2 separate regions of the Mus musculus genome follow, and region 1 is linked to region 2. Evidence: chromatin loops called from intact Hi-C (ENCODE). Cell type or tissue: heart. All regions are shown on one strand. Each heading gives the region's core, and the rest is flanking DNA. Links, peaks and the distances in the headings are about the cores only.

The links. Hi-C counts contacts between places; a loop is a spot of excess contacts. Peaks named below come from ENCODE experiments on the same cell type or tissue, not always from the same donor. Only the 100,000 strongest peaks of a DNase experiment are listed, where the experiment ranks them.
Region 1: a loop joins it to region 2, with 2.3 times the contacts of the local background. A loop is called at or near these places in 2 of 42 quality-filtered maps.

Annotation. Positions count from the first base shown.
Region 1 is chr1:7,080,708-7,096,310 of GRCm38, reverse strand. Pcmtd1 (protein-L-isoaspartate (D-aspartate) O-methyltransferase domain containing 1) reads right to left here and starts at 7,391. Exons shown (of 6, transcript NM_183028.3): 1 at 7,095-7,391. In heart, for the core only: a CTCF peak has its summit at 7,840; a DNase peak (open chromatin) is centred at 7,380; H3K4me3 peaks cover 2,738 bases; H3K27ac peaks cover 2,167 bases.
Region 2 is chr1:7,001,516-7,017,118 of GRCm38, reverse strand. No RefSeq gene overlaps it. Among named protein-coding and RNA genes, the nearest start is that of Pcmtd1, 80 kb to the left of the region's middle. In heart, for the core only: a CTCF peak has its summit at 6,766 (motif pointing left); no DNase peak of the experiment used is centred there.

The DNA.
Region 1 (15,603 bases), core at 2,992-10,991, 79 kb before region 2:
CACTTTAATGCCTTTCAAGAGCTCCCAGCCACCAGGCACTTCTTAAATTCCTATCACCTCTATCAGTGTCACAGTGGGGACCAACCTACAGCAAGCGCTTGTGGCAAGTTTCTAGTGTTAACAATGTCTAAACACTGAACTACTAAACATGTTCATAGTGGAAAAACTTGTATGGATGGAAAGCCCTTACAGCACACTCTCAATTGTTATAGCTTCTAGCCACGTGATCTCACCCTCCTCACTCATCACCCATGAACCATCATCAGATCAGAAAAGATCAGATCAGAAAAACATCCACTATGGTTCAAAACCACAATACCAGAGAGCATGGGGCTTCGTATGTTGACTACTTTGAATGTAGAAAACTTACTGAAGAGCCTCAGGAGCAAGCAGGCCCTCTGACTATCTTACCTTACCCTTTCTTATCCTGCTCCATTTCCCTCCAAAATAGGCTAGAGAAATGAGTATTCCTCCTCCCTAAAGAAGGTCACAGAAATTATAGTTCTCACCCCCAAAAGTGAGCCATAAAATCTAGACATTTTATCTTAACCTTCCCATATCCTCTTGTATCAAGAGTGGGTCATGAAAAGATTCCGACCTAACTTTTCTGAGAGATCAATTTCCCCTCATCCAAGCATACTGACCTATACCAAGTGAAAGGCACAGAGACACCAAGGAAAATCTTTACAGACAAATTTTCCTTCCTCTCAGGCACTGAGCCAGATCACACCTTTTGTCTAATTACATTCCCATATGGCTATCCAGATTACCCATTCTTCAAACCCAAATATTAAAGTCGTTTTCTGGTCTCTGAATCTTCACGCCTCCAGTGTCATACAGTCCACTGAGTAAAAAGCAAAAAGTGTGCCATGCTTTTTTCCTGTCCACCTGTCTCACTGCCTATAAACAAAGGTCTATTTGTTTCCCTCCTTGATATAGTCTCACTATGTAGCCCTAACTGTCCTGAAACTCCATATGTAGACCAGACTGACCTTGAACTCAGAGATCTACCTGCCTCTGTCTCCCAGGTGCTGAGATTAAAGGTGGGGGCACCCTCTATTTCAGCTTTTAAACTTGATTTTCCCTGAGACTAGAGACATGGCTCACCAGTTAAAAGCACTAGCTACTCTTCCAGACAATTCCCTGCAATCAAATAGTGTCTCACAACCATGTATAATGGGATCTGATGCCCTCTTCTAGCCTGCAGGCATTCATATGGACAGAACCTTCGCATACATTAAGTAAATAAATATTTTTTAAAACAAGAATCTGATTTTCCCCTCACCGAAAGTTCAACTACTAGGAGTTTTGTTTATTTGTTCATTTGTTTGGGCTTTTTTGTTTTCTTTTGATTTTTCTTTTGATTTTTCCGGTGGTGACAGTGAGTCTAGGGACTGAACTCAGAACCTGATGTAGCATCCAATCTGTGTGAGCATCCAGATGATTAGATGATTACAACTTCCAAATATAACAAAACAAAAACAAAAGAACACACGTGATTTTGCTAAATCTTTTCAATCTCTGCATACACAGAAGAAACTGTGAAGTGGTTCATGAGAGTTCTGCAGTTCATTAGGAAGCTGGGTCAACTTGACAGCATGGAAAATTCACATACCAAAACACTGATTTTTTTACAAACTCAGTATACCAAGGAACCAAGCACTCAAGTAAATTAGTTTTCAGATGAGCAATCTACCATTTCCTAATAATCTGAAAAGAATCCACATTATCTATTGTGGAAAGCTTTTGCAGCTCCTTGCCAGGAATTCAACATTGGGCCAGGACTCAGAAGTAAGCTCAGGCAGTAATCTAGAACAAATACCATAGGCTTCAGGCAAGAATATGACTTTGGGCTAGGACAGGGAAGTAGGCTCAGAGATCTTGGTCATCCTGATAAGCACTTAGAAACAGTGATCATGGGACTTTATTGCACTGCTAGTTCCTTGACTATTTGTGTTTATTGCCTTGCTTGTTCCTTATTACTTGCAGGTAATTAATATGATATAAAAGCAGATTGGGAAAAATAAATTCACCTCAGCCTCAGAACTGGCTGGGGTCATGCTACAGTGTTGTCTCATTGTCATTTTCTTTTTCTTTAATCCTCCCTCATGCCCTGGAGAACCTGTTGATTGGCTGGCTTGGTCAATCGACATAACTAGAACAAGAAAATAGAATTGTTAGACACACAGAACTCTATCTAGTAAGCTCGTGGTGTGTATTTATGTGTCAAGAAAGAAAAGGAATACAGAACAAACAGAATTTTGAAACAAAAATGTGGCAATGAAAATGAAATGCTTCTTACATGTCAAGGCAGTGGAGTTTCCCAGTCACTCGCCAATTCCAAATTAATAACTTAAGAATTGGCTTCTCCTTCCAAGAACTTCACAGTTAGTTACAATGGCTGGAAGTTTGGGAGTAAACAGGATCATCCTAGAGGTATGTAAACAGGCACAAGCTACCAAAACACTAACCAAGAAAGGGGAGCCTGACCAGTCTTTCATACAGGACTTATTTTTAAAAATAAAGATGGAAAAAAAAGCAAAAAGATCCCAAGAAATGGACAATGCATGAGAAGAAAAAAGTATGGTAAAACTGAAGGTTTTGGGGGCCCAACGCTAAAGTCTGTTAAAACACAAAGTCAGTTTTTTAAAAAGCACTGGGTTGATTTAATACAGACAACGCAGAGGAACTAGGCAGATGCCTGCAGCATCAATTCTAGCCCCTCCACATACTAGGCCCTCCCTGGTTTCTTTACAAGTGAACTAGGGTAATAGCACCTGCTATATATCACAAGGACCAACGAGAACAAAGTGCTAGTTGTGGGCATGTGGCGGGCATACATATTGTGTGTGTGTGTGTGTGTGTGTGTGTGTGTGTGTGTGTGTGTGTTTGTGTGTGTTTAGGGTCTTTATTTGTCACAAATCAAAGACCACATTCAGGACGTTTTTAGAACAATTAGTCTCAGAAACAGAATGAAAAGCAAAACCGAGAAATCAGAAGTATCTTAAGGTATACACATCTGCTAGAAGAACAAGAAAAAAAGGCACAGTGTGATGGTTTGTATATTCTTGGACCAGGGAGTACGGCCTTGTTGGAATAGGTGTAACCTGTTGGAATAGGTGTTTCACTGTGAGTGTGGGCTTAAGACCCACACCCTAGGTGCCTGGAAGTCAGTCTTCCACTAGCAGCCTTTGGATGAAGACGTAGAACTCTCAGCTCTGCCTGTGCCATGCCTGCCGGGATACTGCCATGCTCTCACCTTGATGATAATGGACTGAACCTCTGAACCTGTAAGCCAGCCCCAATTAAATGTTGTTTTTTATAAGACTTGCCTTGGTCATGGTGTCTGTTCACAGCAGTAAAACCCTAACTAAGGCAAAAGTGGTACCGGGGACTGGGGTATTGCTATGATAGGCCGCCGGACCATGCTTTTATTTGAAAGAAAGTGGATTTGGGGACTTTGGATTTGGAACACAGTGGAATGCTTTAAATGGAGCTTAATGGGTCATCCTAGTAGGAATATGGAAGATTTTGTTGCTGGGAGTGATTTGAACTATATTAACCTGGCTCAAGAGATTTCAAAGGAGAAGAATTTCAGATTGTGGCATAAAGACTGTTTTTGTGGTATTTTGGTGAAGAATGTGGCTACTTTTTGCCCTTGTCTGAAAAGTCTGCTTGAGGCTAAAGTGAAGAGACTCAGAATAATTGCATTGACAAAGGAAGTTTCAAAGAAGCCCAGCAGAGACTTTGTTCTCTTTAAGTCTTATGAAGAGAAGTTTGAACAAGCATAGCAAGCCAGTAAGGAACATCCCTCCGTGACCTGTGCATCAGCTCCTGCTTTCTGACCTGTCTGAGTTCCAGTCCGGACTTCCTTTGGTGATAAACAGCAACATGGAAGTGTAAGCTGAATAAACCCTTTCCTTCCCAACTTGCTTCTTGGTTATGATATTTGTGCAGGAATAGGAACCCTGACTAAAACACACAGTGACAAAAAATACTAGTGAGAATAACAGACAGTAAAAACAAAAATTGGGGTGACCTTTTGATTTGGGGCCTACATGACTAAGAAAATATTCTTTATTAAAATAAAGAAATAAGAAAGAGTTATTCAGTTCACAATGTAACAAATTCAAAGTAACAGAGTGGTACCCAATAAGAACTTATCAGAGAGAATAACACAGGCAGGGAATCTCAAGGTTAAAGAAAATGAGCTAGTGATGCAAAATCAGGACACAGGAGACAGGGGACAAGCAGATGAAATCACAGGCACAGCTAGAAAAGGAAGCTGAGAACCAAAACCAAGGATACCCAAGGCAGAAGGACCATTGCTGGGTGATGGCTCAGAGCAGGCAGAGACTACAGTCACAGAAGGACTATTGCTGGGTGATGGCTCAGAGCAGGTAGTCACAGTCCTTCACAGCGCTTCACGTGTGACAGCTCTTCAACTGCAGTGAAATGAACTACACACTGAACAGAAGTGGGATTGTTGTACAAAGTTATTAATTATTCTAATTCTATTCCCACCAGGACAGAATAAAGGATACTTAATTAATAATTAGATATTATTCCAATATCTCAAAACTAAGAATTGTAACTCCATCTCCTTCTGCATCCATACATCTGATTCTAAGCAATCTTTTAAAAACTACTTTCTTTCTCCCTTTGCTTACTGACAGTCAATTCTCAATTTTCAGCCCCCTCTTCACTACTTTGGCTTCTTCCTGCAATCCCAACTTTGGAAGAACAACTCTGATGAAATCTAAAATGGCTGTTCTTAAAATTCCAAATGGAATGTTAGTACTCTCACATTTTGGTATGTAATAAACGTTGTGTTTTTTACACTGACCAAAGATAAACAAAGCCAAACAAAGCCCAAAAAAGGGAGAAATTAATAATGGTGGTGGTGGTGGTGATGATGATGATGATTTAAGCTGCAGATATAATTCCTTGTGCCTTTTATTTATAAAAAGAAAAAGGAAGAAACACAAGACCCCCAAACACTTGATTTGTCTCTAGCTACTCACATTAACAAGTCCCCAAAAGACTTTTCATGATAAACTAAAAAGCAAGCTTTCCCATCAGGCAAAGGACTGTTTTTAGCAGGAATCACGGAGAGCCTCAGACATGCCAGGAGCTCCAACTCCAGCCATTGCTTTTAATTTCTGAACACACTTAGCACATTCCCAACTCTTCCCACTTCTATAACTGAAAGTTAGTCTGTTGAAAATATTTTTCTGGGCTGAAATATTTTCGTGTGCACCAATATGAGACATCCAATACAGAGTAAGAGATAATGAATGGCAGATACTTAACACCTACCTTGTTATCCTGAGCAAACAAGAACTGCTCAAATCTTTAACTATACATGGGTTTCTCCTCAAATGCATAATTTGATCACACTTTATTTGAACTCACTACTGGTCATAGTTCCTTAAACTACAGTTAGTCACACCTGCCAGAAAATGAAAGTATTATATACTATAAGGCACAAACCCCAGTAACACATTTTTAATTCCCATGCAATAAGCAAAGTTTAATTTTGTCTACTTTGTATTCTTTTCAATTTACAGTGTTTCAGCTATTTTAATATGAAACCACCAGAAACCTCATCGAAAACGACACCAGGATAGTTTCCTACACTTATTTTCGATATTTTTGATAAGGCAGTTTCCATTCAGGAGGACAAGGCAGGGCCATAAATGCAGTTCAGGTACTCAGCCCACCCAGAAAAGCAGAGCAGGCGCTTAGTCAGGCACTCCAGGCCTGAGCTGACTGACCACAGAAGCAGGAAGACACTACTTAGGCTTTTATTTAAAAACAAAAAAGTACCAGCATATTGTTGACAAAAACAACGAAAATACCATAGATCTCTTCAAGTCTTTTAAGTTCGATTCCTAAATAAATGTGCACAATTGTGTCTATGATTTTAAGGACAGGCCTGTTTGGAATAAGACGGTTGCCTATGATTACTTTAGTAGACTGTTTCCCTTGGAAGCTAGCAAGATTAGCACAATAATGCGTGCAGAACCACTTTTCTTCCACTTTCAGACTTCTCCCTAGGGTTCACCTTGCAAAATATTTAATCCGTGGTGGGTTTTTTTTTTTTCTTATTTGAGTACAAAATTTCTAAATGGTGACTTTCTACGAGTTTCATCAAAAGTAGCCTCCTAGAGTTTAAAGAATTAAATGCTGCTATCTAACCATATGGTATTTAAACTTTATGACATAAAGAAAAAGTAAACTTTGTGTAATCTTTAGGCAGTCATTCCCTCTCATGTAAACTCTGAGGTCTAAGCAAAGACTAGCAACCTGTTTCATATGAAAGTATCGCATGTGGCCTTAGATACTGTGAAAGTCAATATATTAAGTTGCAAAATACTGGCACGTAGGCCAGGCACAACAGCTCCTGTTTGATCCTAGCACTCGGGAGGTGGAGGCAGAAGCTAAGAGTTCAAGGTCAGCTTCCACAGCACAGGGGGCTCTATCTCAGCTTGAGCTATAGAACTGCGTCGCAAATCACAAAACATACAATAAGCTTTTAACTGACTCGCTACTGAAAGTGTGAAGCCCATGCTAAACAGTAACATTTAACAATAAAGTATGTTTTTAAAAAAAAGAGTGGAGAGTTCCGTATACTACTGGCCCAAAAATCTATATTCTATATAGGACTTTAATTTTCGTCTATAAACACACTCCTCACTTGCACCGACAAAATCCTGAAAGGCTGGATGCATACATACACTTGGGATCGGGTTACTCTGAGTAGTGGGAGCGTAAATATTGGGGTTGAGGTCCAGGACAGAAAGAGGGCAGGAGTCTTGTGTCTTCATTGTTTGGCAGCTTTTTTTTTTTTTCTTACAGAGCACGCAGTACTTTAGCTCCATTTCTAAGAGCATTCCTCCTCCTCCTTCTGTACCCAAATTCTTCAGATTTGTAAACGCACAGCTGTGGTTTCACGATTTTAAAAGAACACGCATAAAAGCAATAAGCTGTAAAACACCTTGGCTCTGCAAAACAGCTCGCCCTGTCTCTCTCCATCCGTTCTCCCGGCTGGTGTCTAAAATGCCAAAGCAGCGGACGCGGACCGCACTTACCGAAGGCGCAGAAGACGCTCACACAGCGGCAGCGCCCGCTCAGTCCCTGAAGCCCCGTCCCAGCCCCCGCGTCACGAGCCTGCGTAGGCGGGAGCCCTCCAGGCCAAAGCAGCGGCGGACCGGCGGCGGGCGGAGCGCCGCAGAGACAGCCGACTGGCCCGGCACAGCGTCCGCCAGCGCCGACGCGGGAGGGCGGAGCCCGACCCGCAACCCGGGACCCGGGCAGCTGGACTGCCCTAGTCGCCACCGCCTCCTGGGAGCTGCGCGTGCGCGGGGCGCCCTCCGAAGAAAGATGCCAATCAACGGGGCCTGGGAACACCCCCACCCTCAGCTGGGTTGGACTCCGCCCTCTCGCTGAACGCCCTGCCCCTTAACCAAACAACGCGAGGCTTGCCCAAGCGGCTGGCAGCTCCCGCGGATGCCGCGAGAGCTGGGGCTCCTCCTATTCTGTCGCTGTTTTGTTTGTGTGCTGCGTAGCTCGGGAGCGCAGGGTCTGGTGACTCAGTCCGTCCCCAGCTCCGCCTCCGGTCGGCGTTTTGCCGACTGGATCTACGAGGCCACTTCATCTCCAGCCTCTCCGCGGGTCTCTGTATCGGGTGATGGGGAGGATGCCTGCAGACCCGGCGCGCACCCAATGACTGGCGGCGGTGCATGCGTCGCCCCCTGTGCAGGCGCAGCTGACGCCTTCTTGGTCCACGCCGAAGCCCCTGCCTGTGTCGGTGTCGGGAAGGAGTGCTTGTTGAGAAGTGGCGAGGGTCAGAAGCAAGGGGGAGCATCTACATCTGTAGTCCTCCGCAGTAAACATGTCGATTCCTACTTTGGGACTGTATTTTTTGTTTGTTTGTTTGTTTCCAGCACATAAAAAGACACTGCTTTCCCAATGCTGTAATTTGTAACCAAATGCACGTTCCAGATGTGGTGGCACTGGCTTGTAACCCCAGCACTTGGGATGCTCAAAGTCTGCCTGTACTACATACATATATCAAGTCCCTATCAGGAAAACAAAAGGTCTTGAGGCCTAGGTTGCTGTCACCTACAGTAACCTTGTGTAAAGTGTTTAAGAACAGAGTAGTAAAATGAGAGCTTCCAATCACTTGAAAACTGGAACAAAGTTAACTTATGCGATGGTCTGACTTTCAGCTCACCTTTATGTCTCAAGTACGAAGTTAGATTTGGTGGCCTTTTAGCCCTTAGACTGAGGCTGTGGGCCGGATTCCTTAGTCCTATCTTTGTGTCTCTCCTAGAACCAAAGCACCCCTGGACAGGATGGGATCACATAACAGTCTTTGGGGGTTCGGTTTCTGATACTCTAGGCAGAAATTTTAGCAGGTGAAAATATTTTATCGAGTGGATGTAACGGCTCAGGGTGGTAATCCCAAAAGCTCCGCAGGTGACAGCAGAGATCAGTAGTCCAAAGTTATCTGCAGATACTTCATTTGAGGTCAGCCTGGGTTATATGAGACTGTCTCAAAAAAAAAAAAAAAATATATATATATATATATACATCTTACCATAAACATAATAAATCACATGATAAATTAGGAAGGTTTGGGAGTTTTAACAGAATCTCCAGGCTGTCCTCAAATGTGAAATCCTCCGAGCCTCAGCCTTCTGAGAAATCACAGATGAGTTCCACTTCACCTGTTTTAAAATAACAGTGAGACACTAGAAAACATTTTGGTTTTCTTTTTCTTTCATTTCAGTCCCTATGGGAATTTTTTTTGTTTGTTTTGTTTTGGTTTGATTTTTTAAGACAGGGTTTCTCTGTATAGCCCTGGCTGTCTTGGAACTCACTTTGTAGACCAGGCTGGCCTCGAATTCAGAAATCTGCTTGCCTCTGCCTCCCAAGTGCTAGGATTAAAGGCGTGCACCACCACCGCCCGGCTGGGACTTTTTTTATGTAGGCCTTTTTTTCTATTGAATAAGAGCTAAACACAGCTTTATTTTTCTTCTCTTCACCTTCAAGGGCTGAGATTAGAGGTGTGCAAAAATGATGATGTTTAATAAGAGGGATGCTAAGTACTGTGTTTATAAAACAGGACCAGGGGTTTCTCTTCTACAGCAGCTAAACTGGAAAGAATCATGTAATAACTTCTGTGTATACACCTGGTACCTGCCACCTACCCATGTTTCTAATTATGCCCCACGTCTTGCCTTTGCACCTGTCATTTCTTATATATCCTCCCACAACTTCATAATCTGGGAAGGCTGGATACTGAGTACCAAACTGCTTCCAAATTTTAATGCTGTGCTACACCGATGATACTTGTCTTTGTTATATTGGTCAATTTTTAAGTTGTTTCATCATCCAGATTTATGTAAAGATTTTAGACTTTATATAGCCTGCAGGCAATTTGTTCTTGGCATTCTCCATCCACTGTTGGAGTAAGCCTGGTCCTGGGAACACTAGCAACACTTTTATTCTTCATACCAAGTGACTTCTACTTTATTACTAAGCAGAAAATAACACAGTATAGTACAGGCCTGGCACTCTGTTCATAAAACCACGCAGGCAGAATATCACAAATGTTCAGCCTAGTGGTCTTTCATCCCAGCACTAGAGAGATGAAAGTAACAGGACCAGAGTGCAAACAGTCAAGTGGGTCTCTATGAGTCCAAGGAGAGCCTGGGCTATATCAAGTTCCAGGACAGCTAAGATTATAGAAAGAGAACCTGTCTGAAAACAGGAAGGGAGGAAGGAAGGAGAGCACTACTATCTCTCCCAAATGACCTTGGTTCAATTCCCAGCACTCATAAGGCTGCTCACAACCATCTATTATTTCCATCCTAGGGGATATGAAACCATCTTCTGTCTTCCACAGGAACAGAGGGCATTGATGTGCCCACAAAAATTCAGGAAGCCACTCAAGCACATTAACATAAAAAATCTCAAAAAAAGAAAAAAAAAAAAACTCCTTTTAAAAAGTTCAAGGACATTCCTGCCTACATGGTGAATTTAAAGCATGCAGAAGCTGTGTGAGACTCAACCTAAAACACCCCACCCCATTGCACCCAAAACGGGGAAGAGGAACTATTCTGTCATTTAATTCATAAGACATCTGTCATAGTCAGGGTTTCTATTCCTGCACAAACATCATGACCAAGAAGCAGTTGGGGAGGAAAGGGTTTATTCAGCTTACACTTTCATACTGCTGTTCATCACCAAGGATGTCAGGACTGGAACTCAAGCAGGTCAGGAAGCAGGAGCTGATGCAGAGGCCACGGAGGGATGTTCTTTACTGGCATGTCTCTCCTGCTTGCTCAGCCTGCTCTCTCTCTTTTTTTTTTTAAATTTTTTTATTAGGTATTTTCCTCATTTACATTTCCAATGCTATCCCAAAAGGCCGCCATACCCACACCGCCCACTCCCCTACCCACCCACTCTCCCATTTTGGCCCTGGTGTTCCCCTGTACTGGGGCATATAAAGTTTGCAAGTCCAATGGGCCTCTCTTTCCAGTGACAGCCAACAAGGCCATCTTTTGATACATATGCAGCTAGAGACAGGAGCTCTGGGCTACTGGTTAGTTCATATTGTTGTTTCACCTATAGGGTTGCAGTTCCCTTTAGCTCCTTGGGTACTTTCTCTAGCTCCTCCATTGGGGGCCCTGTGATCCATCCAATAGACTGTGAGCATCCACTTATGTGTTTGCTAGGCCCAGGCATAGACTCACAAGAGACAGCTATATCTGGGTCCTTTCAGCAAAATCTTGCTAGTGTATGCAATGGTGTCAGGGATTGGGAGCTGATTATACGATGGATCCATGGATATGGCAATCACTAGATGGTACATCCTTTCATCACAGCTCCAAACTTTGTCTCTGTAACTCCTTCCATGGGTGTTTTGTTCCCATTTCTAAGAATGGGCAAAGTGTCCACACTTTGGTCTTCGTTCTTCTTGAGTTTCATGCTTTTGGCAAATTGTATCTTATATCTTGGGTATCCTAAATTTTTGGGCTAATATCCAATTATCAGTGAGTACATATTGTGAAAGTTTCTTTGTGATTGGGTTACCTCACTCAGGATGATTCCCTCCAGGTCCATCCATTTGCCTAGGAATTTCATAAATTCATTCTATTTAATAGCTGAGTAGTACTCCATTGTGTAAATGTACCACATTTTCTGTATCCATTCCTCTGTTGAGGGGCATCTGGGTTCTTTCCAGCTATTATAAATAAGGCTGCTATGAACATAGTGGAGGATGTGTCCTTCTTACCAGTTGGGATATCTGTATATATGCCCAGGAGAGGTATTTCAGGATCCTCTGGTAGTACTATGTCCAATTTTCTGAGGAACCGCCAGACTGATTTCTAGAGTGGTTGTACAAGCTTGCAATCCCACCAAAAATGGAGGAGTGTTCCTCTTTCTCCACATCCTCGCCAGCATCTGCTGTCACCTGAATTTTTGATCTTAGCCATTCTGACTGGTGTGAAGTAGAATCTCAGGGTTGTTTTGATTGCCATTTCCCTGATGATTAAGGATGTTGAACATTTTTTCAGGTGCTTCTCTGCCATTCGGTATTCCTCAGGTGAGAATTCTTTGTTCAGCTCTGAGCCCCATTTTTAATGGGGATATTTGATTTTCGGGTGTCCACCTTCTTGAGTTCTTTTTATATATTAGATATTAGTCCCCTATCTGATTTGGGATAGGTAAAGATCCTTTCCCAATCTGTTGGTGGTCTTTTTGTCTTATTGACGGTGTCTTTTGCCTTGCAGAATCTTTGCAATTTTATGAGGTCCCATTTGTCGATTCTAGATCTTACAGCACAAGCCATTGCTGTTCTATTTAGGAATTTGTCCCCTGTACTAATATCTTCGAGGCTTTTCCCTACTTTCTCCTCTATAAGTTTCAGTGTCTCTGGCTTTATGTGGAGTTCCTCCATCCACTTAGATTTGACTTAATACAAGGAGATAGAAATGAATCAATTCACATTCTTCTACATGATAACAGCCAGTTGTGCCAGCACCATTTGTTGAAAATGCTGTCTTTTTTCCACTGGACGGTTTTAGCTCCCTTGTCAAAGATCTAGTGGCCATAGGTGTGTGGATTCATTTCTGGGTCTTAAATTCTATTTCATTGGTCTACTTGTCTGTCAATATACCAGTACCGTGCAGTTTTTATCACAATTGCTCTGTAGTACAGCTTTAGGGCAGGCATGGTGATTCCACCAGAGGTTCTTTTATCCTTGAGAAGAGTTTTTGCTATCCTAGGTTTTTTGTTATTCCAGATGAATCTGCCGATTGCCCTTTCTAATTCGTTGAAGAATTGAGTTGGAATTTTGATGGGGATTGCATTGAATCTGTAGATTGCTTTTGGCAAGATAGCCATTTTTACTATATTGATCCTGCCAATTCATGAGCATGGGAGATCTTTCCATCTTCTCAGATCTTCTTTAATTTCTTTCTTAAGAGACTTGAAGTTCTTATCATACAGATCTTTCACTTCCATAGTTAGAGTCACGCCAAGGTATTTTATATTTTTTGTGACTATTGAGAAGGGTGTTGTTTCCCTAATTTCTTTCTCAGCCTGTTTATCCTTTGTGTACAGAAAGGCCACTGAATTGTTTGAGTTAATTTTATATCCAGCTACTTCATTGAAGCTGTTTATCAGGCTTAGGAGTTCTCTGGTGGAATTTTTATGGTCACTTATATATACTATCATATCATCTGCAAAAAGTGATATTTTGACTTCTTCCTTTCCAATTTGTATCCCCTTTATCACCTTTTGTTGTCTAATTGCTCTGGCTAGGACTTCAAGTACAATGTTGAATAGGTAGGGAGAGAGTGGGCAGCCTTGTCTAGTCCCTGATTTTAGTGGGATTGCTTCCAGCTTCTCACCATTTACTTTAATGTTGGCTACTGTTTTGCTGTAGATTGCTTTTATCATGGTTAGGTATGGGCCTTGAATTCCTGATCTTTCCAAGACTTTTATCATGAATGGGTGTTGTATTTTGTCAAATGCTTTCTCAGCATCTAACGACATGATCATGTGGTTTTTGTCTTTGAGTTTGTTTATATACTGGATTACGTTGATGGATTTCTGTATTTTTAACCATCCCTGCATCCCTGGGATGAAACCTACTTGGTCAGGATGGATGATTGTTTTGATATGTTCTTGGGTTCAGTTAGCGAGAACTTTATTGAGGATTTTTGCATCGATATTCATAAGGGAAATTGGTCTGAAGTTCTCTATCTTTCTTGGGTCTTTTTGTGGTTTAGGTATCAGAGTAATTGTGGCTTCATAGAATGAGTTGGGTAGAGTACCTTCTGTTTCTATTTTGTGGAATAGTTTGTGAAGAACTGGGATTAGATCTTCTTTGAAGGTCTGATAGAACTCTGCACTAAACCCATCTGGTCCTGGGCTTTTTTTGGTTGGGAGACTATTAATTGACTGCTTCTATTTCTTTAGAGGATATAGGACTGTTTAGATCATTAACCTGATCTTGATTTAACTTTGGTGCCTGGTATCTGTCTAGAAACTTGTCCATTTCATCCAGGTTCTCCAATTTTGTTGAGTATAGGCTTTTGTAGAAGGATCTTATGGTGTTTTGGATTTCTTCAGGATCTGTTGTTATGTCTCCCTTTTCATTTCTGATTTTGTTAATTAGGATGCTTTCCCTGTGCCCTCTAGTGAGTCTGGCCAAGGGTTTATCTATCTTGTTGATTTTCTCAAAGAATCAGCTCATTGATTGGTTGATTCTTTGAATAGTTCTTCTTGTTTCCACTTGGTTGATTTTGCCCCTGAGTTTGATTATTTCCTGCCATCTACTTCTCTTGGGTGAATTTGCTTCCTTTTGTTCTAGAGCTTTTAGGTGTGTTGTCAAGCTGCTAATGTGTGGTCTCTCTAGTTTCTTTTTGTAGGCACTCAGACCTGTGAGTTTTCCTCTTAGAAATGCTTTCATTGTGTCCCATAAGTTTGGGTATGTTGTGGCTTCATTTTCATTAAACTCCAAAAAGTCCTTAATTTCTTTCTTTATTCCTTCCTTGACGAAGGTATCATTGAGAAGAGTGTTGTTCAGTTTCCACGTGAATGTTGACTTTCTATTATTTATTTTGATATTGAAGATCAGCCTTAGTCAATGGTGATCTGATAGGATGCATGGGACAATTTCAATAGTTTTGTAAATGTTGAGGCTTGTTTTATGACCAATTATGTGGTCTGTTTTGAAGAAGGTACCATGAGGTGCTGAGAAGAAGGTACATCCTTTTGTTTTAGGATAAAATGTTCTGTAGATATCTGTCAGATCCATTTGTTTCATAACTTCTGTTAGTTTCACTGTGTCCCTGTTTAGTTTCTGTTTCCATGACCCATCCATTGGTAAAAGTGGTATGTTGAAGTCTCCCACTATTATTGTTTGAGGTGCAATGTGTGCTTTGAGCATTACTAAAGTTTCTTTAATGAATGTGTCTGCCCTTGTATTTGGAGCATAGATATTCAGAATTGAGAGTTCCTCTTGGAGGATTTTACCTTTGATGAGTATGAAGTGCCCCTCCTTGTCTTTTTTGATGACTTCGGGTTGGAAGTAGATTTTATTAGATATTAGAATGGCTACTCCAGCTTGTTTTTTCATACCATTTGCTTGGAAAATTGTTTTCCAGCATTTAATTCTGAGGTAGTGTCTATCTGTTTCTCTGAGATGAGTTTCCTGTACGCAGCAAAATGTTGGGTCTTGTTTGTGTAGCCAGTTTTTTAGTCTATATCTTTTTATTAGGGAGTTGAGTCCATTGATATTAAGAGATATTAAGGAAAAGTAATTGTTGCTTCCTATTATTTTTGTTGTTAAAGTTGGCATTCTGTTCTTGTGGCTGTCTTCTTTTTGTTTGTTGAGGGATTACCTTCTTGCTTTTTCTAGGGCGTGATTTCCGTCCTTGTATTGCTTCTTTTCTGTTATTATCCTTCGAAGTGCTGGATTCGTGGAAAGATAATGTGTGAATTTGGTTTTGTCGTGAAAGCCTTTGGCTTCTCCATCTATGGTAATTGAGAGTTTGGCTGGGCATAGTAGCCTGGGCTGGAATTTGTGTTCTCTTAGTGTCCGTATAACATCTGTCCAGGCTCTTCTGGCTTTCATAGTCTCTGGTGAAAAATCTGGTGTAATTCTCATAGGCTTGCCTTTATATGTTACTTGACCTTTTTCCCTTACTGCTTTTAGTATTCTATCTTTATTTAGTGCATTTGTTGTTCTGATTACTATGTGTCGGGAGGAATTTCTTTTCTGGTCCAGTCTATTTGGAATTCTGTAGGCTTCTTGTATGTTCGTGGGCATCTCTTTCTTTAGATTTGGGAAGTTTTCTTCTATAATTTTGTTGAAGATATTTGCCGGTCCTTTGAGTTGAAAATCTTCATTCTCATCCACTCCTATTATCCGTAGGTTTTGTCTTCTCATTGTGTCCTGGATTTCCTGGATGTTTTGAGTTAGCATCTTTTTGCATTTTCCATTTTCTTTGATTGTTGTGCTGATGTTCTTTATGGAATCTTCTGTACCTGAGATTCTCTCTTCCATCCCTTGTATTC
Region 2 (15,603 bases), core at 2,671-10,670:
AGGAGAGAAGAGAATGGAGGAGATGAAGGAAGAAGAGGAGGAAGAGGAAGAAGAGGAAAAGGAAGCTACAATGGAAAAGAACTGTGTGTGTGTGTGTTTGTGTGTGTGTGTGTGTGTGTGTGTGTGTGTGTGTGTGTGTGTGTGTGTTGTGTAGGTACACAAGACGGGAGAGGACAACTTGCAGAAGTCAGTTGTCTCCTACCATGTGGGTCCTGCGGATAGAACTTGTCTGTTCCCATTGAACCATATTGCTGGCTGATGGGTAATATTTTGATAGGAAGATAAGTCATAAGGGACTTTCTCCATACAAAACAGACCATTGTCACAGAGCAATCATACACTATGGTCCTTAACCACTTCTTGGCCTTTAGGATTTGATCCAGGATAGAGTGTGGCCCTATGTTCAAAGTCCATGTCTATCACATACTAGAATTGAGAATTCAATAGATTTTTTTCACCATCCCTGCAATGGTCCAAAAATTCGTAATTTGGGTTTTAATCCCCACTGTGATCAGCAGGACTTGAACTTCTAGAAAACAGAATAAGCTTTGAAGGCAAATGAGTCCCATCATAGCCAGAAGCTCTGAAGCAGATCTAGGACATTTCTGCCTGCAGAACTTTGAGCAGGACACTGCTCACTGGTTCTCAGGCTAAGGCAACCCCAGGGCACTAAGGCAACCCAGAGTCCACTGCATAGTAGCTGCAAGTCCATAAGATTGCTGGGTGCTGGTGAGTGCAACATAAACAATCTCATCCATATAGCAACCATAGGAGGCAGGTAACATACACATTCTGCAGGTAAGGAAGCTGAAACCTAGATACCAGGGTAGCCTGGAAACTTATAGTAATGTATTCATGTGTGCTCTGGCATAAAGCCACTTGTTTCCATGCTGTGGAAATACCATAGTTACATGGTTCGTGCCATGTATTATTCCCTCTTTCTGTATTGACAATGGTAAGAAACATAACATAACATTCTAAACTAATTTTTAAAAGTAGTTATTTTCATCTTATGTGTATGCTTGTTTCACCTGCACGTATTTGTGTGCACCAGGATGTCTGGTACTCAAAAAGCCAGAAGAGGGAGTTGAATCCCCTGGAACTTGATTTAAGTGTAACTGTGACATAGATACTAGAAACCAAACCCTGGTCTTCTGCAAGAGCAAGCCAGTGCTCTTAACCTCTGAGACATTTCTTTAACCCAACATTTAAATTTTAACCCATGAGGAGACTCTTGAAGGTATAAATGTGTCAAGCACAGGTGATTTAATTTCTTCAGAAGGGGCCCTGCAGTGGTGGCATGCACCTTTAATCCCAGCAGTGGGGACGCAGAGGCAAGAAGAGATCTCTTTGTTTAAGGTCAGACAGGTCTACAGAGTGTGATCAGGACAGCCAGAGCTACACAGAGAAACCCTGTCTTGAAAAACAAAACAAAGCAAACAAGCATATTTCTTCTGAAGGAGTTTTGGTCTTGTCTGTCATCTGGAGAGTTCTTGTCCAGCATGAATGAGGCCCTGGGTTTAATCTGTAGCATTCATCACAAAAGGAAACATTTAAAAAGTTTAAGACAATAAAAATAAAACTTTGTGGTTTGAAGTACAGTTCTAGTAAGGTGGTTGCTTAATATGTGTGAAGCCTTGGATTCCATGGCCAGAATAACAACAAAATTTCTCCAGTGGGATCTGAAATATAGGAAACTGAGTAGAGAGGTGATGGATTTGGTCCAGGACAAAAGTGCCCAATCAGAATGCAGTAATGAATTGCTTAGAACTAACAGGAAGAAGACCAAATTAATACCTCCCCAATACTATTACAGGAAGCTTTTTTTTTTTGCTTTGTTTCTTGGCTCATGGGGCCCAGGCTAACCTGGAATGTACAACTAACCAAAACATAACCTTGAATTCCTACTTTTCCCCCCTCTGACTTCTAAGAGCTGAGTTAATAGGCATTTGTGGGTATATAGGTGTAGTAAGCTGGCCCACGGCCTACATGAACCGGGTATTTCATGACTTTGGGGGGTATAACTGCCTCTGTTTTGTCTTTAAAAGCCAATTTTTCAGAGCGCTATGAGCACGTTCAACAATTCCTTGTCCCATGGGGTTATAAGGAATTCCAGTTTTATGTTTCATACCAAATTCCTTACAAAATGAAGTAAAATTGTTGCCAGTATAGCATTAAAGGCTTGTAAACAATGATCAATTACATTTCTAGAGGCCTCTCCCGTATGTAGAGAAGCAAAAAGAAATCTTGAACAAGTGTCAATACAAACAGGTATATATTTTAATTTTCCAAATTCCTCATGAGTTACATCCATTTGCAGCAATTGATTAAGTATAAGTCCTCAAGAATTAACACCATTATGTGGAAACAGGTAGAAAGTGAGGACACTAAGAACAATTTTTTTACAATTTGACATGCACATTCTCTAAAAATACCAAAATATTATCTTAAGCCATTATGATTTTGACTATATAAAGAAGGAGATTATATGGCCAATTATTCTTATGTAAGGCCTGTAATCTGCCTGAAATATAAATCTAGCATGGCATTGCCTTAAGGTCTTGTTCAGGCTATCTAGGACAAAATTTTAAATGTCCAAAAGCAGTCTTCTAAAAGGAACAGCATTTTTTCTGTTAAGTTGTATATGCATAAACCATTGCAAATTTGAGAATTTATAGTATCTGAGGGATGAACAACTTTAAGCAATTGTAAGCTCTGAGATATAATATTGACTATTAATATACAAATTAAAGCTTGATTATTCAACATTTTAAAACACCATCTACAGCACACAATTTAATTATCTGTGCTGAAGCAGGAGGAAACTCAAAAGAATAAGCATGTGATCCAACCACATATACTTTTCTTCCCTAGAAAGGCTGTTTTTAAACACAGTAAATGGGATGCATGCATGAATAAATTTATAGAAGATACAAAAGCACGCATAAAAACAATTTTTAACTTATCTTTAGGATGATTATCAGTTTTATTTAAATTGATGGTATGCAATAGGCCAAATATCAATATTCTGCAATAACCAAATTAGTTGCTGTTTGGAACAAGGAACAGACACTTTGTCAGGCTTTTAAGACATAATTTTTTGTTATAGTTTTTCTAAAATATACGAATTTATCTTACAATTCTTAATTAGCACCACAGCAGCCTTAATAGGATGTCAAAACTTTGCTTTGAGGTGAACGCCACTTTGGCCTCCCCTGCCGCAGGTTCACTATCCAGGCCGAAGAGGCTGAAGTGGCAGGCCAGAAAGCCCGAGCAGAGAGGGCAGAGCACCCTGAGCCCCAACAGGAAAAATACGGCCATCCCCAGCGGGGACAGGCGGAAGCCCATGGGGGCCATGGTGCACACAACCAGAGCTAAGGCCGTTTCAGGCCCGCCGCTGAGTACTTTACAAAGGCGCCCACTTCTTGGCTTCCTCCCGTGCCATCACTGCTCAGGGAAAGCTGCATACCCCACAGCCCTGCCCCACAGCAGCCAGCAGCCAGCTGACCGGCCCTCCCTGTAGGCTAACGGTTGGCCAGGAGGTGAAGAAAAATGATTTTACATTAACGTTTTCTCTTGCCAAAGAATTGCTGTGGGCACACTTAATAACCATAATTAAAATAAGCAGCTAATATTTAATTATCATTGATTGTAATTGATAGCAATTATAAAAGCTTCCTTTATTTTCTGGAAAGCCTTTTGTTCTTTACCAGTTAATTTGTGACTCTCAAGATAACATCCGACAAAGGTTTAAGTCACTTTAAGACCTTAAGGTGAGACCTTAGCTAATTAACATCTCTTGGAAGCTTTTGAAAATAAAATTTTGAAATAAATCAATTTTTTGTTCTAGATTTTCTGTACCACAACTTTATAGTATAACTAAAACCCCAAATGTTATAAAGATATTGCCTCTGAATCTTTTCTGAAGCAACAACTACTCCCTAGAACTTAAAATCTCATTGTGTGAGAGCAAAAATTTGAAGTAAACTTCCCTTGAGAGGCATTAGCTAATAAAATACTTTCCACTTAGGAAACAATATATACTGAAAAAATTCAAACTCTTAGCTTCTTGTATTGAAGCAGAGACAATAAAAAATTTTCTTACATAACATAAAGCTGTATTAGCCATACCTAGAGGCAAAATTTTCCAGTGATTACCAGTTCACTAGAAGCAAACACTTTACAATTATCAGGATGCAAAGGAAAAAACAAACCTTTAAATCTATAATAACTTTACATGAAGTAGGCAAGCCGGATTATAATGCCTTTATAAGTTCTACAGCCTGACTGACCTTTTATGAATTCTGAATTTAAACTTTATTTAGAACAACATCTGGATACATCTGCAACAGTGTTTTTTGCTAAAAGAAAATTCCCCTGGAGGCAGGGAGAGGCAAGTTTCAAGAACTTCCTTAGGCACTGTTTGCAAAACAAAAGAAAGTCTCACAAGCCCCACAGAGGCTGATCTGAGCTTTGTTCCTCTTGCTGTGAGGACAGATTATAGAACTTTTAAGTTTCTTTTGCAATATTAGACTATAACTACAACTTTGGGAAAACAAAACCCAATTTCAAAACAATTTATCATCTTTAGAATCAATATTAGAAACATTACTATCATGTTACGAAGTTTAGCTGCTAATTTACACCTATGACTACATGACAGTGCAAATTTTAATGCTTCATTAAAGAGACATTGTTTTAAATCTTATCTCTAAGTCTACCTTTTAGGATAAGAATCACATTAAATATTATCTCAACTAGAAGTATCCTTAGAGGCCTAGTTTTTTGTCCTGCTTTATGCCACGTGTTTGAAAGACTCCAAACCTTAGTTACCAATTTAAAGCTGTCTTGCTACCAATGTTACACCTTTTAAATCATACCCAATAACTTATAAGCTAATATTCTATGATGAAGACACGCAGAGTATATTATACCTTTAAGACCAGTAAAAACCCAAACTAAGTGGCTACAGGAATCCTATAAATTTAGACCAATCAAAGAATTTTACTTTCTCTAGCTATAATTATAAGATAAAAAAGCATTTTGTCATTTGCTAAACACAATAATCACGATTACAGAGAATTTTCTAGGAAAAAACCATCAGTTTATTTGCCTTAGAACCAAGAGGTTGCAGACTACTTTTCTTTAAAAACAGTTTTTCCAACAGTGGCTCCCCTGCTGTGCTTAATTCTTGGCTAAAGTGTGGGCCACTCTTGGGCTTTGCTGAACCAGCAGATAAAGTCTTAGCCATTTTTATTTTCCAACATGAAACACAGAACATTCAGTCATTCAGACAATGAAACAAAACACACATGAATTGACACATGAACGGATTGGTGCACCAGACATTAGACAACACAAAGAGGGCAGAGAACTTCTGCTGTAGGGGCCAGAGAGAATAACACAGGGCGTTCCCCAATTTCTCTCTGTCTCTGGGAGAGTTTCAAAATCCATTTTCTACTATTTTATTTAATTTTACTATTTTAAACCCTATTCCTCTCACCTGAAGCAGCTCTTGAAAGCTGCAGACAACCACCTGTTTGGGAGTTTCTAGTTCCAGATTTCGCTGTCAAACCTAAGTGGAACCAGCGCTGGGTCAGCACTGTTCCAACTTAGTCCATATCCTATCGCACCTCCAGCAACACTTTAAAAAATGACGTTTAAAACCAGTGCTAGTATAAATACCTGTTGCTCACTGTGCCCGATATGATCTTCTTATTCTTTCCTTCTTGTGGAGCTCCACACAAGACAGCGATCCCTCAGTGTTTTCCTGCTGTTTCCAGGTCCCTGTTTCTGGCACCAATCTGTAGTAAGCCAGCCCGCAGCCGGGTATTTCTGGACGGTAGGCTGGCATTGAAAGAGACTTAGACTGCAAGAAAAGAATGATGAAGCCAAGACAAATTTTCTCTGATCAAGGCCTACGAGTTTACTAAGAGACTGTGCTTAGAAGGGGGGGAAGGCCCATCTCCCCCACCCCCCACCAGTCCATTCTTGGTGCTTTGAGCCAGCCTGTAGGTGACATGCAGGATAGGATGTGTCTCTGGAATGTCTCAAGGGTCTCTCTGCAGGTAGCAGAGTCTTGGAGAAGAGCAGTGATAGTTGACGTAACAATATAGCCATCTAAGTCAGAAGGCTACACCCCAGGTGATCTCATATTCAGTGGCAGCAAAGTCTGAATCAGCCCGCTTCAAGGCTGGGGTAGGCTACATATAGGTGGTTTATGATCCTCAAGAAGCCTCCGATTCCATCTTTACCTAAATTCAAGGGCTTGCTGAGTATTCTTAAAGATTTGGAAATGATGACTGTCAGGTTCCAAAAGAAAGTTGGAACAAATGGCTATTACCATACCAGAGTGGATGCTGGCATCTGGGTTTACTCAGTAGCAGTGGCTCCTCTCTGCACTTTCCACTCCCAGTCTACCCTAAACTCCCCCAGCCCAGGGGTTTCTCTTCCTTTACTCCAGCTTTTGATCCTATAAAACCCTGCTGGTTTTGGCCATGCTCTTCCACATGTTTCTTCTTTTTCCTTTGGCTCCTCTCCTTGTTCCTTTGTCTGCTCTTGGTTCTCTTAGTCCTCACCTCCTGGCTTTTGGTGTCTTCTCTTGCTCTCTCACCCCCACCCCCACCCATTTCCGGATTCCTCTGCCTCTATTCTCCCTCATATGTCCAATACAAACCTTCTCAACCATATCTTGAAGTGTGCAACTCCTCTTTTTATTCAACAACATTATATGAAGCAAGAGACCCACTGCCATCTTGTGGCATGCACTGCAAATTCAGGGATAGTAGTGAAGGAAATAAAGTCTTGTTGGTTTGCAAATAGGGTGACAGAGTCCAGGATCCTTGAAAATTCACCCTGGAGCTGAGGAATACCTTGAGCTCCTGATTCTCCTGTTTTCACAGCCCAACTGGACAGGTTCTTTCTTTCTTTCCTTCTTTCTCTCTCTCTCTCTCTCTCTCTCTCTCTCTTTCTTTCTTTCTTTCTTTCTTTCTTTTTTTCTTTTTCCCCTTTTTTGTTTTGTTTTTTGAGACAGGGTTTCTCTGTGTAGCCCTGACTGTCCTGGATCTCACTTTGTAGACCAGTCTGGCCTCGATCTCAGAAATCCACCTGCCTCTGCCTCCTGAGTGATATGGGTTTTTTTCTATGTGTGTGTTTAGTTTATGGTTGTTGTTGTTACTATTATTAATAATAATTATTATTTTAGTTCTTTATTTTCTAAAAATTAAGTAGAAATTTAATTTATGCACAGGTTGTGGGATAATGCTTTTATTTTGTTTAAACATTCTTTCATTTTTATTTATTTTGTGTGTGTTTGCAGGTAGAGGAGCTCTGGGGATAGCTTCAATGCCTCTGGTGCCACACACTTATTTTGAGACAGATTTTTCTCACTGGCTTAGAACTCACCAATGAGGCTAGGCTGGCTGGTTAGTGAGTCTGGGGACCTACCTGTCTCTACCTTTTCAGAGCTGGGATTGCAAGCACTGGGGGCCATGCCAAGCTTCTATTGTTATTAGCACATCTAGCTTTAAAAAATGGGTTTTTACATCAAACTCAAATTCTTGTACTTTCAAAAAAAAAAAACAAAACACTTTACTGACTGAGCTATCTCAATGAGTTTCAAAGTGGCCCTGTTTATGGGAAATTATTTAAGCAGATAAATGAAAACAACTTTCTTTCTTAAAAAAAAGTTAAGTGTTTAGTTGCATATACATATGTATGTGTAGTACATGTATGTGTAATGTCCATACAGGCCAGAAGAGAGCATCCGATGCCCTGGAACTGCAACTACAGATGGTTGTGAGCTGCCACATGGGTGCTGCGAGTTGAACCCAGGTCCTTTGCAAGAGAGACAAATGCTCTTAACCATGGAACCTCCACAGAACAAATGCACTGAATATTTGGGAACTATTAGTGACTATAATTTTGATAATTTTTTAAGAAGTGAGGGTAGGTTTCTGCTTTACCAATCAGAAAATACAATGTCATTGGAGGGAGACAGGGCTCATGAAATGCACCTGAGAACATTGTGGAAATAACAGTGCTGGACTGACGGTATTCTTTACAGCATTGAGCTGTGGGGTGGAACTCATATCACTAATTCCCACTACTTTTATTGAAGTAGCACACATTTGTATGCAGGGCTTTATTTTTGTCTACAGCACTCTTAACTTAGTTACCAGTGTTTAGTGATGTAGCCTCTACATACCGTGTTTCTTCCACAGTGCTGGAGATGAGAATTCAGGGCCTTGAGTACACTATGCAAAGCTCCATGCCTACACTGCATTCCAGCTCTTTGCTGCCCTTTGAAAAATCAACTTTGTTACACATTACTTCCTCACTTGTTTCCCTCTTTTTCTTTCTTTCTTTCTTTCTTTCTTTCTTTCTTTCTTTCTTTCTTTCTTTCTTTCTTTCTTTCTTTGTTTTTTCTTTTTAAAACAGTGTCTTACAGTGTTGTCCAGGCTGTCCTGGAACCCACAACCTTCCTGTCTTTGCTTTGGTGATAACTGAGATCACAGGGTAGACTAGCAGGCCTGGCTTCTTTATTGTTTTATTTTCTAATTATGAAGAAATGAAGAGTCTGTTGTTACCTGCCTCTAGTTGCATTTCTTCCTGCCTTACATTTGTGGCTTTGACTCAGGACTCACCATCACCAACAAGTTTGCAGTAAGTGCTCTTTCCCTGGGAGCTGTACTTTCTGTCCCCACAATAAAGGCCATCCTGGGGCCCCCTTTTCAGAGACCCAGTAACCTGTGCTTCTGGCAGGAAATATTGGTGTCCTTTCCGAGATCATACAGCCCCAGGTGTCCTTTCGTCTTCTGGGACAACTTTCTGCCCTGTATGCTGAAGATTTCCTGTCCTTCTATGCTGCATCTCTTCAGAAGCCTCCTCAGTTGCCCTAGCCAGGCAGCCCTGATTTTTCTTCCATGGCTGTTTCCCTAAATTTCTGCCATTGTGATTACTGAGTAATTAATTAAGGCAATGTACATCATGTAGAATTCCCCGTTCTTTCATCTTCCAAACCAGAAACAGAAGAGCTAGCACTAACATCTGAAACCAAACTTGTGGTCTTGCACACTTGGCAAAGATCTGCACCTCATATCCCACTTTCCAAGCCAATTGAACACAGGCAGTAACCCTAGAAGTCACCTGCTGCAGAAGAAAGTACCTTAGTACCACATGACACAATACTTACACCCCACTCCATGTCCTGTGCTCTGAAGGTCCCCAGGAGGCCCCTAGAGATAGGCTTGGTATTACAGCCCTTTTTGTTTTTTTCCCTCCTTCTCTCACTTTCCTATGACTTTGTGGTGGCATTTCCTGAAATCACCTTTCAAATCTGTTGATTTACTCCATGTTCAATGTCTTGTTCTGACAGAATCTAAGTTAAGAAACTAATTGGTGGTCAGGAGGCTGAGGTAGGAAGTGTGAAGCCAGTCTGGGATATGAAGTGAGTTCAAACTCCAGAGTGGCTACATAGTGAGACCCTATCTAAAAAGCCAGCCCCCAAAGAAAAAAGAAAGAGGAGAAAAGAGAAGAGAAGAGAAGAGAAGAGGAGAGAAGAAAAGAAGAGAAGAGAAGAGAAGAGAAGAGAAGAGAAGAGAAGAGAAGAGAAGAGAAGAGAAGAGAAGAGAAGAGAAGAAGAGAAAAGAAAAAGAGAGCAACTCGTGGCCAGATACAGTGGTGTCTGCATCTCACGAGACACTGGATGACAGGGTTCTGGATGCCCTCATCCATATTGGGACTAGCACTTCTGAGCATGCACTCTTACCTGTGACACGGTGACAAATGCTTGGTCTGACTGATTCAGATGGGTCAGGTGTCGTGGTATATGCCTGCAATCCAAGCTCTTAGGACAGCAGCTGCCAAAATGTGGGTCGTGACCCCTTGGGGGGGTGTTGATGAATGACCCTTTCACAGGGGTTGCACATCAAATAACCTGAATACTAGGTATTCATATTACAATTATATTATGAAAGAAAAAGAGGGATATAGTAATATTATAAGAAACTAGATATATTGGATGGATTGCTAAATTTATTCTTAAAATACTGTATAGTCATAATTTTACATTGGTAGAAATCTTTATATTTGACGCAAAATTGATGTTATTCTTTCTTTCTTTCTTTCTTTCTTTCTTTCTTTCTTTCTTTCTTTTTTTTTTAATGAGTACACTGTAGCTTTCTTCAGACACACCAGAAGAGGGCATCAGATCCCATTACAGATGGTTGTGAGTCACCATGTGGTTGCTGGAAATTAAACTCAGGATCTTTAGAAGAGCAGTCTTTTTGTTTGTTTGTTTGTTTGTTTGTTTTTGTTTTTGTTTTTTTTTTCCGAGACAGGGTTTCTCTGTGTAGCCCTGGCTGTCCTGGAACTCACTCTGTAGACCAGGCTGTCCTTAAACTCAGAAATCTGCCTGCCTCTGCCTCCCAAGTGCTGGGATTAAAGGCATGTGCCGCCACCACCCAGCCTCAGTCAGTGCTCTTAACCACTGAGCCATCTTTCTAGCCCAATGATATAATTTCTTACATTTGTACAGAATTTATGTATTGATATAGGCTTAAGTTTTTGGTATAAATCTTTATATATTGATACAAACTTTAAAATTAATTTTGTTACTTTTAGATAGGCATTGTGCCTATATGACTCATTTAAGAATACAAGGCTTAGACCCAGTCCTTCTCATAGCTGCTGTTGCAAACTCTTCAGGATGATTAATACAAGTTAAGGGCCAGATAAACTCATGGTTATATTAGAGTCTGATTTAATTATAATAAAGTGTTCTCAGTATTATTCAAATAGAAATAGCTAAGAGTAGTCAGTGTTTAGCAGTTCAGATATACTATATATAAATAGTCTTCAAAAGCATCAGAAATCCATAGGATATGACATTTAAAGTAATTTCATTATTAATAGATTTTAAAAAAAGATTTATTTTATTTATATGAGTACACTGTAGCTGTCTTCAGATACATTAGAAGAGGGGACCAAATTCCAGTACAGATTGCTGTGAACCACCATGTGGTTTCTGAGAATTGAACTCAGGACATTTGGAAGAACAGCCAGTGCTCTTAATCACTGAGCCATCTTTCCAGTCCATTAATAGATCTTTCGAATAGGAGACATGTTTGCTCTTGACGGTACACCCTTCACAGTTCAAGGAAGATATTGAGCATTATACCCTCCATATAGAGTTGTTTCATTTGTGGCAAGAATTGCTCTAATTCATCCACGGACAACAACAACAACAACAACAACAACAACAACAACAACAACAACAACAACAACAACAGTACAGGAAAGGACACACGATTTGAGGTAGTCAACAGCTTAGCTCTGCCAAGATAGGGTAAGTTAGTGCTTCATATTTCATTTAAGATCTATCAGATGGTTCTGGGCTAGAAGTCTGAAGACAAATGTTCCAATATTATGAGGAATATAGGGGAATGTCCAAGCAGACAACTGTCTCTACAAATTAAATTTTGGAAGCTGTGTTTTTGTGCTTCCTATATATTCAGCTAATATTTATTTAATTCTTGGATCTCTGATAGGATTAAAGACTAGTTATAGTCTCATAATCATACTTAAGTTGTTTAACATTAAGGAAGATGATCTAGATTTGAGAAGATAGTTTAAATACAAGTTAAAATAAAAATATAATTCAAGTATAGAATTGGAAATTAATTAAGATAGACGCTAAAGTAATTTATCTAAATTGTCAAATAGGATAGACTTCATGTTATAAATACATATCATACCTTACCATTTATGTAATTGTTATAATTATGTTCAACATGTATCTGAGAGACATGAACCTTTTTAAATGGACAAAAATGGGGAAATGTTGTAGAATTAGTCTAATGTCACTTGTATTATGTTAATCTGGTCCCCAAACTTGCGCAATAATCCTCATGTCTACATGTCAGAAACTGAAGGAATCCTGCTCCCAGTTGGTTTTGATTGGTAAATAAAGTTGCCAGTGGCTAATGGTTAGGTAGGGAGACAGAAGTGGGACTTTTAGGATTCCTGGGCAATGGACCAAGGAAAGAGGAGAGGGACAGCCACCATGTAGAGGAAGAAGAGGAGACATCACACTTGAGATGTACAGAGGACAGAGAGACAGCCAGGGAATAGTGATCCTAACTTGGTCTAGGGCAGAAAAGATGGAATATAGAATTTAGTAAGTTATTACTTAAAAATTATGGGGAAGGGGGGGTGTGTTAGCCACGTAGAGGTTTGGAAGAGGCCCAACCATTAAGCTGTTAAAAGAATATCAAAATATAAAGGCTGTGTGTGTGTGTGTGTGTGTGTGTGTGTGGTATGTGTGTATTTCATTTGAAAACTCAGAACATCTGAGTGTGTACGTGAGGAGCGTTACCACCACCAACGGGGTCAATTTGAGCAAGGTTAATTTGGTACTACTACACACAACAGTAGCGGAAATACAATTATGAAGTAGCAGTGACAATAATTTTATGGTTGGGAGTCAGTACAACATGAGGAACTGTACTAAAGGGTCCTAGCATTAAGAAGTTTGAGAACCACTGCTTTAGGAGGTGGAGGCAGAAGGATCAAAAATTCAAAGTTATTCTACAAACTGAATTTATGACAGACCTAGGCTAAATGAGACCCTGTTTCAAAAGAATAAAATGACAATTAAAAAGGAAAAAAATGAATTAAACAAAACATATTCCACATGAGCCACATAACAATACACATGATCCGTGAGTGGCAGTCCAAGCACCCTTGCTTACATAGATACTCAGAACTGGTCAGTAAACAGATTTCCTTATGTGTTTTTTGTTTTGTTTTGTTTTGTTTTTTGTTTGTTTGTTTTTGTCTCAGCAAAATTGTTGGCTCACTCTGAACTGGTTGATCGCAGGCAGTGAATGAGGCTCCAGTGAAAGTACCACAATCATATATCTCAGGAAAATCTTTTTCCTCAAAAAACACAGGTAAAGGTATTTTTCACTACTTAGTATAATGTCAGTATAGTGTCTCCTTCAAAAAATAATTTATTTTATGTGTGTGGTTGTTTCCCCCACGTGTATGTCCTTGTATGTGATGCATGCAGTGCTGGCAAAGGTGAGAAGAGGGTAACAGGTGACTTGGAAGTGGAGTTATGGACAGTTGTTAGCTGCCATGTGGGTCCTCTTGAAGAGCAGCAACTGTTCTTAACCACTGAGGCATCTCTCCAGCTGCAGGAAGTCTTAGAGATCCATAATGCTAAAGACTTATTACTTCTCTTTCTTTAAACACAGAAACAACATATTTCCAATTCACCCTAAATTATTTTCATGAAGTTAAGTTTCTCCATCACTGATTTTAGAGACCCCTCCCCACTTTTGGGGACAGAGTCTTACCATAACCCAGGCTGGACCATGCTGGGATTTTATATGTAGCCATCACATTCACCTTTTAGAAGATACTCTAAATTTATAATCTGATATCCTAAATACATTGGCACACATTTTAAAACTGTCTTCTGGACAATGGAGTATGTGGAATTAAATATTTTAAAGAGTAAAAACACCCAATCTGCTCAGAAGCTCTAGGTGGCCAGGAGTTGGGTTTAGAATTTTTCTTCTGAAAGCCCGAGATATATATATATACTTTTTTTAAAAAAAAATTAAAAATCACTTGTTGAAGATGTTTATGTTAGTTAGGATTCCTATTGTTGTGATAAAACAGTATGACCAAAAACAGCTTACAAAGGACAGGGCTTATTTGGCCTACGAGCACACTGAGAGAAGCCAAGGCAGTAACTTGGAACATGAAGAGACCATAGAGGAGTGCAGATTACTAGTTTGTTCCTCATGGCTTGCTCAGACTGATTTTTGTTGTTATTGTTGTTGTTTTTGTTTGTTTTGTTTTATTTTTCTATAGAACCCAGGACCAACAACTCGGGAGTGGCATCATACAAACTGGACTGGCTTCTCCCTCATCAATTAAGCCAACTGAGAAAAATGCTCTACAGGCTTGCCCATAGCCTGATCTCATGGAGGTATTTTCTCAACTGAACTTTCCTCCTCTCAGATAATGTTAGCCCGTGTCAAGTTGACATAAAACTCTTCAGGACAATTCAAAAATAACTTCTAAAAGACTAACTTTTCCAGAAAACTCTAGCTATACAATGCAGTGTATGTATGTATGTATGTATGTATGTATGTATGTATGTATATATGTATATATGTATGTATGTGTTTATGTATATATGTATGTATGTATTCACACACATGCACATGTTAAGTTTCAAACCCTGGACAAGCAACTGAGGTACCTACTTAACTTGTCAAAGTGGACCTGGTCACCAGGTTCTGCCAGCCTCCCTCTGTCCCTACTTGTTATAGAGTATGGTTGGGATACCTGCTCTATACCCTGAAACTATTCAGCCAGAGACTGGGCTGCCCTTCTCCCAGAGACTCTTCCCTGTATAATCTAGACATTTTGCTTACTTGTCCCTTTGTACCTTTGGCCTCCTGGCTTCTCTACTTGGTTTCTCTCTGTCTTTTCTTCTCCTCATGGAGTTCTGGGCCATGACCACTCTCCCAGATGTGTCTGGCTCTGACTATTTCTCTCATATACCTATAATAAACTTTCTCCTTCACCATACCTAGGAGCACTTTCCTTTCCTTTCTTCCCCCCTCCTCCCTCTCTCTCTCTCTCTCTCTCTCTCTCTCTCTCCTTTCCTTCCTTCCTTCCTTCCTTCCTTCCTTCCTTCCTTCCTCCCTCCCTCCCTCCCTCCCTCCCTTCCTTCCTTCCTTCCTTTCTTTTTTTTTCATTCATCTGGTGCCAAAACCTGGGAGTGTCTTAAATGAGTTCCCGTCCCTAAGGAACTCTACTGTTCTGAACCAAGTTGCTGACCTGACGTTCGTTCCTAAGATGTGTGCTGATGCTTTATTTCTGCTGGCTTTTCCACCTACCCTTTCTCATCCCTGCTCAGAGGCTGCCTGTTGAGTGACCCCCACCCCCACCAGCCACAATAAATTTCTTTCGTGATGTCTATTACTTGATGTGATTTTTGCTGCATTCCTTGGTCAACATATCCAATAGAGTTTAGCAGTGGAAGATGCAGGTGGGGGTCAAGGAATGCCACAAAGTCACACCATCCACCATCTCGTTGGAGAGATTTATTGGGGTGGTGTGGGATGTGTGTGTGTGTACGTGTGTGTGTGTTTGTCTGACAGGCTGCCTCTGATCAGGGGGAGACAGACAGAGAGAGACAGAGGGGGTGGAGGGAGAGGGAGAACTGTAGTACTGAGATCTGTGATGGTGGGACAAGGTTACACTAATTGCATTTGAGGGCTGGTGATGAAGTTAGTTGCTGACCCTCAGTTGGAAAAGGCAGGCTAGGGAAGGGAGTGGCACCTGGTTCTGGAATGAGGATGGTTCCTAACAACTCTTGCTCCAAAACCCTTTCTCTTTACTATGTTTTGTGTTACAGTTGTGCCCTGTGGCCCTAACAGTGCTAATTGTCCTGTCTCCGACTCTTCAGTGCTGGAATCACAGGCATTGGTACCACACCTAACCTTTATCAGCTTTTAATTTGGCAGGTCATCATTTGAGGGTGAAAATCATAATTTCCTTAAAGCCCATGTCTCTTTC